Regions from separate parts of the Homo sapiens genome. Here region 1 is linked to region 2. A link is an interaction called in ENCODE POLR2A ChIA-PET data of the cell type or tissue named here. Cell type or tissue: GM12878. All regions are shown on one strand. Each heading gives the region's core, and the rest is flanking DNA. Links, peaks and the distances in the headings are about the cores only. Region 1 has its middle 8.5 kb from the start of FHAD1. Region 2 overlaps TMEM51 (transmembrane protein 51).

The links. Peaks named below come from ENCODE experiments on the same cell type or tissue, not always from the same donor. Only the 100,000 strongest peaks of a DNase experiment are listed, where the experiment ranks them.
Region 1: POLR2A ChIA-PET joins it to region 2 with 5 read pairs; 5 of 35 experiments call an interaction of 5 or more read pairs at or near these places.

Annotation. Positions count from the first base shown.
Region 1 is chr1:15,236,497-15,240,887 of GRCh38, forward strand. It overlaps a transcript of FHAD1 not described here. Among named protein-coding and RNA genes, the nearest start is that of FHAD1, 8.5 kb to the right of the region's middle. In GM12878, for the core only: no CTCF peak of the experiment used is centred there; no DNase peak of the experiment used is centred there.
Region 2 is chr1:15,166,810-15,171,200 of GRCh38, forward strand. All of the region lies in intron 1 of TMEM51 (transmembrane protein 51), which reads left to right. TMEM51-AS2 (TMEM51 antisense RNA 2) reads right to left here. Exons shown (of 3, transcript NR_167931.1): 2 at 4,372-4,391. Among named protein-coding and RNA genes, the nearest start is that of TMEM51-AS2, 2.6 kb to the right of the region's middle. RefSeq lists an enhancer at 758-927 and a silencer at 1,819-1,888. In GM12878, for the core only: no CTCF peak of the experiment used is centred there; a DNase peak (open chromatin) is centred at 1,892; H3K27ac peaks cover 1,196 bases.

The DNA of each region.
Region 1 (4,391 bases), core at 124-4,123, 70 kb after region 2:
GGCTTAGAAACGGGCCTGTGAGTCAATCAGAGAAAATGAGAAGCCATGAGGCCTTTGGGAGAATCTTAGGAAAAAATTCTCTCTCATCCCCTTGGGATTCAAAGCTGAGAAGATGTAAGGACTGGAGCTGCAGCAGTCTTTCTGGGACCATTATACAGAGATTCTGTCTGAGGTTGGATCCACGTGGTCAAAAGTATTGCTGAGGAGCCAGAGAGAGACTGAGGTCTGATGACATCACTTGAGCCCTGCAGACTTTTCATTTACGGTAACCAGTTAATTTGCTTTCATGCTGAAGCTAGTTTGAACTGGGCTCTGATATGGTTTGGCTGTGTCTGCAACCAAATCTCATCTTGAATTGTAGTTCCCATAATCCACACATGTCGTGGAAGGGACCCAGTGGGAGGTAATTGAGTCATGAGGGCGGTTACCCTCGTGCTGTTCTCTTGACAGTGAGTGAGTTCTTGGAGACGTGATGGTTTTATAAGGGGCTTTCCCCTTTTGCTTGGCACTGCTCCTTGCTGCCGCCATGTTAAGAGGGACGCGTTTGCTTCCCCTTCCACCATGATCGTAAGTTTCCTGAGGCCTCCCTTGCCCTGCAGAACTGTGAGTCAATTAAACCTCTTTCCTTCATAAATTACCCAGTCTCAGGCAGCTCTTTATAGCAGCATAAGCATGGACTAATACAGGCTCTTTATCACTCCACAGAAAGAGGCTGTATCCTCCATCAACTAGTTGAAAGTATTTTAACACACTGTGAAAGCCAAAGAAACATGGAGGCTGACTGTGGCCTTCAGTTTGCAGTCTCAGCACCTGGCCCTGCCTCCCTCTGTCCCACGGTTGCGTAGCCTCCCTCATTCCCCATCTTCCAGCTCTTGTTCCCACTGCTCCTTCCTCCTGCAATGCCTTTCTCTTCCTTCTCTCCCTCCTGAAATCCTACCCATCCTTCAAGACCCAGGTCAAGTGATTCCTTTTTCTCAAAGCCCTTCCTGACCCCACAAGCTCCACCCCACGTGGAAGCACGTCCCTCCCTCTCCAACCCCAGCCCCTCAGCCCCTGGTGAGCACTCGGCCCTTCTACTGAGAATCCTAGTGACCCAGGAACATTACTGTCCCCCTTGTTTCTTGACAACGATTCAAATTCAGAGCCAGATTAGAAGGGACAATCTTTGAGACTTAAGTTTCAAAAAACAATCAGTTCTTAGGAGAGGTCAGAAAACACGGTGAAAGGTGAGGATTTGGGTAAAGTATCAGAAAGAAAAGAACAGTTGTTCTCGAGAAAAGAGAGAGTCTGTGTTGAGTGCTGTAAGGAAGGCAGAAAAACTGGACATGTTTAGACCAAATAAAATGATTCAGAGGAAACCTGAGAAGAAATGTCCAGCGTGAGGGGATTGATCAGCTCAGAAAGGAAGATCAGCAGCGAGCGATGGGGATGACCTGAAACAAAAGCAAAATGCCTAAGATAGGAGCACTGTTGGCCAGGCGCGGTGGCTCATGCCTGTAATCCCAGCACTTTGGGAGGCTGACATGGGCAGATCACGACGTCAGGAGTCCGAGACCAGCCTGACCCCTGGTAAAACCCTGTCTCTACTAAAAATATAAAAATTAGACAGGCATGGTGGCGCACACCTGTAACCCCAGCTACTCAGGAGGCTGAGGCAGGAGAATTGCTTGAACCCGGGAGGCAGAAGTTATAGTGAGCCGAGACTGCACCACTGCACTCCAGCCTGGGCAATAGAGTGAGACTCCATCTCAAGGAAAAAAAAAAAAAAAAAAAGGAGCACTGTTGAAATGAGAAGAGAATGCAGATGGCAGTGAGATGCTACAAAACCTCCAGAAACCCAGAGAGGTGACAAGGGCTGAGGTCATCTCAAACTAGACCAACAGGGAGGCCTGCTGTTGATTGGAAGCAGCTTTCTCAAAAGGTAGGAATCATGTTGGCTTGCTGTTGATGGAAACTCAGGGCCACCAAGGCCTTCTGGAATTTGCTATTCAATAAACAGACACAAGGGAGGGCACAGGAGGCCAAGCAGTGGCTAGATGTGCCAAAAGAGCCACCATAAGTCAAAGGACAAAGTGAGCAGGGGTGTCAGCTTATAAGCCACCCCAGGCAGAGACTGTCTCTCTTCTCACTTCCTAAACCCTGCCAAGCACCACAGAGCCTTGTACACAGCCCCTGTGCCTCCTTCCCCAGGCCCAACTGTTTCTTTATAGGATAAATCAACTACCCCAGACCACGTCCAATCAAAGAGGCTCTTAACCTTTGCTGGGGAGAAGTCTGGTTAAGGCTCTGGGCCCTCTTTCCAGAAAAATACACATAGGCCCAGACACATCAAAGCTTCCTCCCAATTTCAGTGGTTCACACCTTCCCTGAGGCCACCAGTAGGTCTTCTTGGACAATAGTCCTAAACTCCTTCATTCATTTACTTTAAGAGACGGGGGTCTCACTAAGTCACCCAGGCAGGAGTGCAGTGGCATGATCATAGCTCACTGCAGCCTTGAACTCCTGGGCTGATGCAATCCTCCTGCCTCAGCCTCCAGAGTAGCTGAGACTACAAGTGTGTGCCACCATATCCAGCTAACTTTTTTATTTTTTGTAAAAGCAAGGTCTGTCTATGTTGCCTATGCTGGTTCAAACTCCTGGGCTGACATGATCCTCTCACCTCAGCCTCCCAAAGTGCTGGGATTACAGGCATGAGCTACCATGCTCAGCCCCTAAACTCATTCATTTATTTAAATCCTTATTGAATGTTGGCTGCATGTCAGGTACTGCTCTGAGCACCAGGGATGCTTGGGTGAACAAGAAAAGGATGGCCGGGTGCACTGGGCCATGCCTGTAATCCCAGCACTTTGAGAGGCCGAGGTGGGCGGATCACTTGAGGTCAGGAGTTTGAGACCAGCCTGGCCAACATGGTGAAACCCCGTCTCTACTAAAAATACAACAAATTAGCCAGATGTGGTGGTGCATGCCTGTGGTTCCAGCTACTTGGGAGGCTGAGGCAGGGGAATCGCTTGAACCTGGGAGGCGGAGGTCACAGTGAGCCGAGACTGTGCCACTGCACTTCAGCCTGAGTGACAGAGCGAGACTCTGTCTCAAAAGAAAAACAAAAAGAACAACAAAGAACCTTCACCACATGGAGTGTAGCTTCCAGGTTATATCCCAGCCATCCAACAATCAGAAAGTCTGGAGGTACAGCCCAGGAACAGTGATTCTGACATGGGGCCAGGTTTAGGACCTCCTGTTCCAAGGAACTCCTGGTCAAACTCCTTCTGTAAGTAGAGAGGGGAGAGTAATATTTGAAGGCATGTGCTGCGACTCAAGTATTCATGCACTGCTGGGGGGTGTAGATTGGTACCAGCGCTTTGGAAAAATGTTTGTCAGAATCTTTTAAAGCTGAACATCTGCTGAATCTGCAACTCAGCACCTCTATTCCTAGGTCTATATCTAATAGACATGTGCACATATGCATACCAACGGACATACACAGTGGCGCCCAATTACCTCTGGTGTTCACACCTCTGTGGTATCCTCTCCCTTGAGTCGGGGCAGGACCTGTAACTTATTTTAAGCTGTAGAATACAGCAAAGGTGATGGGATGTAATTTCTGTGATTATGTTACATAAGATTATAACTTCCATCTCTCTATTGAGAGTCTACTGGGGGTCCAGAGTCGCAGACTCTGTCTACTGACTCTTACTGACTTTGATGAGGCAAGCCAACTTCCAGAAAGGCCCACATGGCAAGAAACTGAGGGTGAGCTCAGCTAATACCCAGCAAGGAGCTGAGGCTCTCTTTCTGATACCCTCAAAAAAACGAATCTTACCAATAACAATGTGAGCTTGAAACTGGATCCAGCCAGGTGTAGTGGCTCATGCCTGTAATCTCAGCACTTTGGTAGTCCAAGGTGGGAGGATCGCTTGAGCCCGGGAGTTCAAGACAAGCCTGGGCAACATAGTGAGATCTCATCTCTATTAAAAATAAAAATTAAAAAAATAGGCTTAGTGGTACATGGCTGTGGTCCCAGCTACTCAGGAGGCTGAGGTGGGAGGGACACTTGAGCCTGGGAAATCAAGGCTGCAGTGAGTTACGATCACATCACTGCACTCCCAGCCTGGACAACAGGAGAGACCCTGTCTCAAAAAAAAAAAAAAAAAGAAAGAAAAAGAAAAAAGAAAGCAGATCGGGCCGGGCGTGGTGGCTCATGCCTGTAATCCCAGCACTTTGGGAGGCCGAGGAGGGTGGATCACAAGGTCAGGAGTTTGAGATCAGCCTGGCCAATATGGTGAAACCCCTTCTCCACTAAAAACACAAAAATTAGCCAGGGGTGGTGGCACTTGCCTGTAGTCCCAGCTACTCGGGAGGCTGAGGCAGAAGAATCGCTTGAACCTGGGAGG
Region 2 (4,391 bases), core at 112-4,111:
ACTCACAAGCAATCATGTAACCACCACCACAATCAAGATGTAGCAAAGTTCCATCACCCCCCAAAATACTCTCCTGCTGCCTCTTTGTAGTCTTTCCTGTCTCCACCCCCCAGCAGCCACTGATCTTTTTTCTGTCCTTATAGTTTTGCCCTTTCCAGGATATCACGTAAATAGAATCATACAGTATGGTGCCTTTGGAGTCTGGCTGCTTCTACTCAGTAGAATACATTTGAAATGGCTGGGTGCGGTGGCTCACGCCTGTAATCCCAGCACTTTGGGAGGCCGAGGCGGGCAGATCACGAGGTCAGGAGATCGAGACCATCCTGGCTAACATGGTTAAACCCCGTCTCTCCTAAAAAAACAAAAAATTAGCCAGGCGTGGTGGCGGGCGCCTGTAGTCCCAGCTACTCGGGAAGCTGAGGCAGGAGAATGGCATGAACCTGGGAAGCGCAGCTTGCAGTGAGCCGAGATGACGCCACTGCACTCCAGCCTGGGCGACAGAGCGAGACTCCATCTCAAAAAAAAAAAAAAAAAAAAAAAAAAAAAAGAATACATTTGAGATTTCCCCATACTGCATTTATTCCATGGTATGAATGTGCAGGACGACAGTTTACTTATCCCTTCACCTGTTAAAAGGATATTTGGATTGTGTCTACTTTTTGGTGATTACGATTAAAGCTGCTATAAACATTCAGAGGTTTTAGTATCAACATATGATTTCATTTCTCTTGGGGAAATACCTAGGAGTGGAATTATTGGGTTTGTATGTGAGTGTATGTTTATCTTTATATGAAATGACTAAACTTAGGAGGTTAGGGCCAGTTCCTCCAGCCAGCACCAGGGCTATGCAGGGACCTAATGAAACATTGATAATATCCTCCCCTCCCATTTGGAACTTCAGTGACCTATGTTGAAGACCCGGTGAAACCATCTGTCTTTTCTGGAGTGATGCTTTCACTTTGCCAGCTGATGTGGGTTTCACCCTGCTGGTAGGAGGTTGACCACCTCCCCATTGATGACTCTCCCTTTCCCATATCACAGGCATGGAAATGACAATGAGTAGTGATCGTTCTTAACTTAAATAACTTTTTCATTAACTCTTTTTCTTTAATTAGGAAACTAATATATGCACATGGTATAAAAAAATCAAATGGTGTAAAAGGATGTCCAATGAAAAAATATACATCTCCCTCTCATTCCAGGCTCCCAGTCCCTTATACGAGCGTAGCCACCATCTGCTATTTCTTGTATATACTTCTAGAAATTGTCTCTGCATATAATGATGCTTTTAGATGCTGCTTTTAGATGTTTGCCTGGTCATCAAAGCAATAAAGTATTATAGTGGTCAGGATCATTATGAAATTGTTGGGTAATTTCAAACTTGTAATAACTCCTATGAGGGTCCTCAATCACCTTTAAGGACCCACTAACCACCTGAAATGGTCTGTCAAGCATTCTCTGTCAAGTATTCTATCTCTGCATTTTTCTGTGGCAGGTCAGTAGCTTTCATCAGATTCTCAAAGGGGTCTGTGCACCAAAAGAAAGAAGGGGAATGGGGAAGAAAAGAAGGAAGGAAGGACTGTAGAGGCAATCTTTTACAGACAAATGGTAGATAAATGTATAATGAGCTTGGATACATCTGCAATTAGCTGTAACTCAGAATGTATAAGTTCCAATTTTATGTATTATTGCCCCTTGGTTTTATGATTGGAAGCTGGTAGAACCACTGATTTAACAGCATAGGCTGTTTTGTCTTGGGCTAAGAGGAACTGTGCCTGGCTGAGCCAAGAGAGACGAAGGCCATAGAGTTCTTCAACCTTGCCTGTGTGTTTGTACTGACTCACTGCATCTGAGGAAGTCTGTTGGTAGCTTAGAACACGCGTACTGTCTCTCCCAGGGTGAGCCAGTGACTGGGAACGTCTCACAGAAAGGAGCAGACAAACTTGCTTCCCACAAGAGGGCTTCAGGCTGAAAAATATTCAAGAAGAGTTTAGGGGAATTCCTGGGAGTCAGAGCCATATCCGGCTCATGATAAAAGTTACAGATATTTGGGGACTACCCTTATTAGAGTCAATATCTGGAGTTGGAGTGGGGAGCAACTAAGCTTTCCCATCACTCTTAAGTCATTTGATGCTCAAAACAGTTCTATGTTAGGGAAACCGAGGCAGGAGTATGCTAGCTACATACAGTGCAAACTACCCCACATCTGAAGGACTTAAGGCACTCCAGTTACATTTTCATATATTGGGTGGGAAGGTGGGGTCTTGGCTCCACACAGTCATTCAGAGACCCAGGCTTCTATCTTTAGCACTTCTTCTCCAAGAGTTTAGTGAGCTAATAACAGGGCCCACAGCTAGAAAGTGAGGGAGTCGGGATTTGAACCCAGCCAGTCTCATTCTGAACTATGATGCTATGGTGAGAAACAATAGTACTGGCATCTAACTAGATCTACCTGGCATGTAACTTCAGAACTGGGAAGTGGGAGATAACTTGGGATTCTGAGGAACATTTGTTCCTTGTTGCCAAGGAATCAAGCTCTTCTTTTTAAGGAGTGAGATGGGTAAATCTGAGAGACTTTTTTTTTTTACTTTGTCTTCAGTTGAGAATTTTCAGATTCAACACATAAAAATGAGAGCCTTTTCCCTCCAAAAGTTTGCCCCTGAAATAAATGTGCGTGAGACTATGTTGCCTGGTGCTTGGGTCTTTTCATTAGCAAATATCAACCCCCAAAAGCTGATCGCCCTTCCACCATGTTACTGCTCATTGCAGGGAGGAAGTTTGAGACATTTCAGCAACCTGATTAAAAGATTTTTTCCCAGTTGAAATGTCTTCTTGTAGAAACAACCCAAATGTCCCATAAAAGCCTATGGTTTCTACAAGGTTATACAAGGGGAACACCACATGGCCATTCAACATGGCAATGACACAGAAGGCTCTGAAAGACATAGAAAGATGAGTCTAGTGTGCCAATGTAAAAAGGCAGATTACGAAGCTGTCCATTTTTTATTTCAAAATTCCCTAATACGCAAAGAATAAAAATTTGACTATTTACTATAATGTTTCTAATGTTTATTCCTAACAGATTACAAGTAATTTTTATTCCCTTTCTCCCTGTCTTCTCTTTTCTAACCTGTACTTTCTGAGTTTCCCACAGAGAAACATGTATGACTTTGTATTAAAGTAACAGCTTTAAGTTCAAATGGTCCTAATGATCTGGGTGACCTTGAGCCATGGCTCACTTTCTCGAAATGGGGAGAATAGTTTTAGGATGTTGTGAAGATTCAACTATAAATGTACTTAAAACAGTACATGCTCAATACATTTTTAGGTGTTACTGTCATAATTATTTTTGAAAATCTTTCCATTCTAGTAAGTCCATTCCAAATCCAAGCCAAACACACCTGAGAGTCGTGGGGCTTTATCTCAGAATGCCTGGGAGTACAGACCCATGAGCAAGCCAACTTCCTCCTTTCCCTCCTCTCCCCCGGCCCTCTGCTGCAGGGCAAGGTAAAGCTAGGTGCCTGGGATACTGCTGGGTTTTTTTTTATCTTTTTTTTTTTTTGAGATGGAGTCACTGCAACCTCCGCCTTCCAGTTTCAAGCGATTCTCCTGCCTCAGCCTCCTGAGTAGCTGGGATTACAGGTGCGCACCACCACGCCCGGCTAATTTTTGTATTTTTTGGTAGAAACGGGGTTTTGCCATGTTGCCCAGACTGGTATCAAACTCCCAGGCTCAAGTGATCTGCCCACCTCAGGCTCCCAAAGTGCTGGGATTATAGGCGTGAGTCACCACCACACCTGGCCTATTTTAACCATTTTTAAGTGTACAATTCTGGGACATTAAGCACATTTACAGTGCTGTGTGACCATCGCCACTGTCTTTTTTCCAGAACTACTACATCATCCCAAACAGAAATGGAGGCAGGTTTTCTTTTTTTGAGACGGAGTCTCCCTCTGTCGCCCAGGCTGGAGTGCAGTGTTGCGATCTCAGCTCACTGCAAGCTCCGCCTCCCGGGTTCATGCCATTCTCCTGCCTCAGCCTCCCAAGCAGCTGGGACTACAGGCGCCCTCCACCACGCCTGGCTAATTTTTTGTATTTTTAGTAGAGACGGGGTTTAACCGTGTTAATCAGGATGGTCTCGATCTCCTGACCTCATGATCCGCCCGCCTCGGCCTCCCTAGAGGCAGGTTTTCTAAATGCTTGCATGAGTGGTTCTCCATCTTCAGCTTGTGTTAGAATCCTCTGGGGTGGGGGGCTTGTTAAAACATAGATTGCTGGGTCCTCCCTCCTCCTCCACCCCCCGCCACATCCCCCACCCCCAGTTGCTGATTCAGTAGGTCTGAGTGGGGCCCCAGGATTTGCATTTCTAACCAGCTCCTGGGTGACGCTGA